Linked DNA regions of Homo sapiens: region 2 is linked to region 1. Evidence: chromatin contacts called from ENCODE Hi-C data. All regions are on one chromosome and are shown on one strand. The core of a region is the stretch at or near the end of the contact, and the rest is flanking DNA. Distances in the headings are between cores, read along the strand shown. Region 1 overlaps RASA2 (RAS p21 protein activator 2). Region 2 overlaps GRK7 (G protein-coupled receptor kinase 7).

Evidence for each region. A loop is a pair of places that touch in the nucleus more often than their neighbours do. Pooled maps may share reads with other maps.
Region 2: a pooled map shows a loop between it and region 1 (4-fold over the local background). The contact joins two enhancer-like sites. A Hi-C loop is called at or near these places in 5 of 37 single-sample maps with no recorded cell type and 6 of 50 pooled maps.

The regions. Positions count from the first base shown.
Region 1 is chr3:141,575,327-141,577,926 of GRCh38, forward strand. It overlaps RASA2 (RAS p21 protein activator 2), which reads left to right. Exons shown (of 24, transcript NM_006506.5): 15 at 1,674-1,780. Among named protein-coding and RNA genes, the nearest start is that of RASA2-IT1, 51 kb to the left of the region's middle. Within about 2 kb of position 1,310, at least 2 of the 41 ENCODE cell types and tissues checked have a DNase peak (open chromatin) inside an H3K27ac peak, as active enhancers do.
Region 2 is chr3:141,796,350-141,798,949 of GRCh38, forward strand. The region is part of intron 4 of GRK7 (G protein-coupled receptor kinase 7); the gene reads left to right. Among named protein-coding and RNA genes, the nearest start is that of GRK7, 34 kb to the left of the region's middle. RefSeq lists enhancers at 481-540, 1,211-1,330. Within about 2 kb of position 1,287, at least 32 of the 41 ENCODE cell types and tissues checked have a DNase peak (open chromatin) inside an H3K27ac peak, as active enhancers do.

The DNA of each region.
Region 1 (2,600 bases), core at 60-2,559:
TCTAAATGTCTTTGCTAATTATAGTTGCAAATAAGTAACTAAATCTAATCTTCATAACAAAAATAAGGGGAGCCAGAGGCACACGGAAAGGTGAAATGCTCATTGAAATTATATTTTTAAATAGTTAAATCATGATAACCACATTGACTACTTAGTAACACACACAGTGTTAGTGTGTTAGCCTCCATTGTCTCCTGTTCTCATCTTCACAAAACCACATGAGGTAGGTACTACTCCCATTAGGTGAGAAACTAAGGTTTAGAGAAGCTGAGTAACTTTACCAAGGTCTGTGGCGTGGCCAACAGGCAAGCAGGGCCTCAAACCTGGGCCTAGTCTACTCCAAACTACATGCTGCCATTCACTATACTCTATACTAACTGGTGATCTTGGCCTTAAATCTGTTTTAGCAGTTTAATTCTTGTTTATATAAATGATCTTAAACACTTTATGGGGTTTTTTTGGGTTTTGTTTTTGTTTTTGTTTTTGAGACTGAGTTTCACTCTTGTTGCCCAGACTGGAGTGCAATGGCACAATCTCGGCTCACTGCAACTCCGCCTCCCAGGTTTCCAGCCTCCCGAGTTGCTGGGATTACAGACATGTGCCTCCACGCCTGGCTAATTTTGTATTTTTAGTATAGATGGGGTTTCTCCATGTTGGTCAGGCTGGTCTCAAACTCCTGACCTCAGATGATCCACCTGCCTCGGCCTCCCAAAGTGCTGGAATTACGGGCGTGGGCCACCGCGCCCGGCCAACACTTTATGTTTTTATATACATGCAGATGTATCTCTTTAGTTATGTTTTTGTTGACTTAACTATTAATATGGTTATCATATCCTCAGTAGACTATAGTAGTGACAGTTTTGTTGCCATAAGTGTTTCATATTCTCTCGTTTTTGTTGTTCTTACTACCCTAGAAGAATGGGGGAAGGAGGGCAGAGCAGACAGCAGGTAGAAAGCAGATATTACTAAAGAATGACAAATTAAACGACTTGTTAATGGTTACCTACTGAATGACTTAGAAGAGTTAAAACTCGAACCAAACCTAAAGATTCTTTCCCTCACCATCTGCTTCACCACCATCTGTCTGATTGTTGGGTAAATTGTTGACTCCAGTCTGAAACGAAAGTTGTAGGTGAATGATCAAAGCCACCAGTAGTCTTCAGTTCATCTGCATTTTTATTTATGGACTGTTGATAGCTTTTTAAAGTAAACATTTCTGCCTAATTGTTTTTGTTGCATAACTTTTGATATTATCAAGATTTTTGGGGGGGATATTGAAACAAGAACCTAAAACTGAAAGTAGCCTTGTATCATACTCTTAAGGGATTCAGTGTTACCACTAGGTAGTGCTAGATACTACTTTTATTTCTGTTGTAATTTTAGCAGTCTCTTCTTGCAGGTGAGGAAAGAGGTATTTTTCAAATTAAAATATTTCTGAAAACCTAGCAGCTTTGTCTTTTTTCATATTATTTCTTATTTCTTTTGGATTTTTTTAATCATAGGGGTTTTCTTTTAATTGAGTCATAAATATCACTATCATTTCATCAACTCAGTTCTTACTAGACAAATTATGTTGCTCTCCTAGTTTACATGTCTTTTCTATATTTTTTAATTTATCATCTTTGTTTTTTAATTGTTTTTGTGCATGACATTTCACCATTTTTTTCCTGCAGATGACCCTCATGTTCAGTATTCTGCAGTGAGCAGCTTTGTATTTCTTCGTTTCTTTGCTGTAGCCGTAGTATCACCTCATACTTTTCATTTGCGACCTCATCATCCAGTAAGTGTTCATTCTTCTGAAAGCTTTATTCCATTTTTTTAATTTTTATTAAAATGAAGAAAAGATAAAATAAACCAATTTCACTAGGCTGTATTTTCTTATAACTGATACTTAAATTTACTCAGCATTTTTCTTGGCCATTTCAGTCTTTCAAGTGAGGCTAATAATCCTATTTTTTGTTGTTGTTAAAAGATGTTCTACAAGAGTAATAAAATGTTGTTAATTATTGAAGCTTGGTGATGAGTACAAAGGGGATTTATTATATTTTTTCATCTGCTACTGTGTGTGTTTGTAAATTTCCATAAGTTTTTTTTCATTAGTTACAGGTTTCATTTTGATAGGTTTTTTATTTAAACAAAATCTACTTTCCTGATTTATTAAAATAGGTTAATTTTGCAGATATTTTTAAATTGCACAGAAATTTGAAGAGGCTCTTCTCTAAGAAAGAAGGCTACAAGAGAAATTCCATTTAATTTAGAAACAGCATCTAAGATAGATTTCAGTAGCAATGAAACTGAAAGCATATAATTAGAAAATATTAAATGGCAGGTGAACTGGATAAGCATTAACAGTAAAAACAGAAAAAGAAACCAAGAATGCAGTATAGTGAAAGGCGTAGGAACTTTTATTGGAATATAACTTGTTAAATATATCAGTATTTTCACTTTTTATTTACCTGAGGTAATACTGTAAACATGAGATTTAAAAATTTCTTAAGCATATAAACTTTGTTCTGGAGTCCTGTTTAATTACCAAAAATCTAAATCTCCACTGCATAGATTTACATGTTTATTTCTTAATTTTTAAAATTCTTTATTTT
Region 2 (2,600 bases), core at 37-2,536, 220 kb after region 1:
AGAAGATTAAGAAACAAAGTAGATAAATGCCTAGCCGAGGGTCAGCCACTTGGTAGGCACTCAAGAAATGATTGTACAAGAAGCTCCAGACCTTCAGTCACAATCCCCGCTGTTGCAATTGTTTCTGCCTCACCTGACAGGCACTGTAGTTGCTCAGGTGACCTCTGCAGCTGTGCTTTGTTCTCTGCGAGGCACAGGGAGCCAGCGGGACCCCAAGGCTGCAGCAGTGGGCAGTGGGTGAGCAGCTTGCATCTGGGTTGAGCCAAGCAGACACTCACAGTTGTCTTGCTTCCTCACAGCTGTGTGGGGTTTCATTTGTGGTTTTCTTCTGAGCATCTTAGAGGCACCGTGGAAAGTATGCCTCAGCCTGCTGCCAGAGAGATTCATAGCACATGAAACCACTGAAGAACACGCTCAAGTGAAAGAACGGGAACTATTGATCTCTGACCATGTGCCAGGCCCTGCCTTTCAGTCTGATGGAGTCTTGTGTAGCTGTCCTGCCTGAGACAACCAGAACCCAGGCATGGTAACAACAGCCGCTAATACATACTGTGGTAGCAGGCCTGCTGTGCGCCAGGTTTTGGGTCGACACCCAATCTGTTTTATCGTTTTAATCTTCGTCACAGTCCCATAAGGCAAGAACTGTTGAGGCTCAGAGGGGTTGAGTAAGCGGCTGTGGGTGACCGGCTTATAACTGGTAGAGCTGGGATCTGAACTACAGCAAACCAACGCCAGTGTGGGAGCCATTTCACCCCAGACTCTATGCCTGCAAAAAGTGTTATTGTGACGACCCCTCTTTTGGGCTCCCTGTGTGGGCTCTGTGAAATGGGTGTCCTTCCAGGGGTGTCAGGGAGAGCAGGAAGCCGCCTCTGATGGGATGCGCCCTCCCCGCCCAGGAAGTGGCGGCAGAAAGCGAGCCCTGAGAAGCCAGGGGCAGGAGCGGCCTCCGCGCGACACTGCGGCGCTCCTGATTCTGCGGCCTGGGGCCGAGCATGCGGGGCGGGCGGAGCCTCGAGCTAAGTCCCCTGGGGTCCCAGGGCCGCATTCCTCCGAGGTCTGCAAAGGCCACTGCTTAAAGGCGCAGAGGAGCAGCTGGGAACGAGAACAAAGCGGCCAGGCCCCCCTCGGAGGAAGGAAGGAGAGAGCCCCAGGAAACAGCTGATAGCGCTAAGCTCAGCTTGTTTTTTTCCTCTGCTCAACAGTTCTCCTGCCACGGCAAACAAAACATGTACATTCTGATTCCCTCTTCTGTTTGGATTGTGCTGTCGACTGGATCTGGTTTGTGATGAGCTGGGGGAAGAGGCATCCGCGGGCGATTTCTGGCTCGGCGTGCCAGTGTGCTTTTGCTGGGCCGCGCCGGGATCGCGGAGCTTCCTCTCCGGCTCCTTTCTCCCCGTCTGCGTCGCTAATCCAGCCTGGCCCGGCCACCCCAAGGGAAGACACGGCCGTTTCTTTTGATAGTGGAATTGGAGGTTGCCAAGTTTTCAGATTTAATGGGAGGTGGAGGGTTGCTCGTGTCCTTGACCTTGAAGGACCTGCGCACACTCATACTTTTTCATGGACTTGTAAAACTGTTAAGAGGTGAACTGTGCCCTCTCAGCTCCACCAGAAGCCCCTCCATGTTCTCTGCACTGCGAAGGTCACAGTCTGGTTCCTGGTTGTCCAGAGCCACACTGGGACTCTGTCCAGGGCCAGCCTGGGCCCTGCCAGTTCGGTTCAGAGTGACAGCTACAGGGTCAATGGAAGAGGCCAGCACCCAACAGCAAGAACAATGTAGGGGGTATCTGGACGGGCTTGGGATCTTAATCACACCTTAAGGTGTCTACCTTCCCCAATGTCTGGACACCTGTTGGTGACAGGTGGCCCTGATGGGACTAAGCTTGAGATTACTGTACTAGAAGGACTTCCCGCTGCCCCTGAGGGGATGGGGGAGGGGCACTGGCACTGCCAGGCGTGCTAAACCCCGTGAGGTCTGTTGTTCGATGTCGCCCAATGCTGGGTATACTTGGTTTTTGCCTGACCAGGTGTTGACTGTGTGGGTCTGGAAAGGGCACCATAAAACCCAAAGTAAAATAAGGTAAAACCCAGAAAAGGATAAAACACATACACACACACACACCCACACACCCCTCCACTAAGAGGTGCTGATACTCGGGCAATCCCTACAGCCCTGGGCATGGCGGTTCTGGTCACATGCACTGAAGGAGACGGTTCTGATGCTGCTGAGACAGAGGCGCAGGGCCCTGTGTAACTGCAGGAGTTAAACCCAGCTGTAAGAGGTCAGCGTGGTTGGACCTGCTCCACGCTGCTTGGCGCGTTCTCTCCTCCCACCCTACTCTGAGGAGGCAGTTCACATGCAGAAGACAAATGGCATAAAGGGCAGGCAATTAATTTTTTCAGCTGGAGGCTGCAATGGAATGTGGGTGCTTAAAGTCTGGCGTGCGCCTCTAATTCCATTCTCCTCAGTGAAATACCTCCGCTCTTCAAGGAGGTGGTGCCCTTCAAAGCTCCATGGCTGACATTTTCTGTCTTTAGGACCAAGAGGTGAATTTAGTCCTGAAAATTATTTGGAATGAATCTAAGGCCTTCCTGCACGCTGT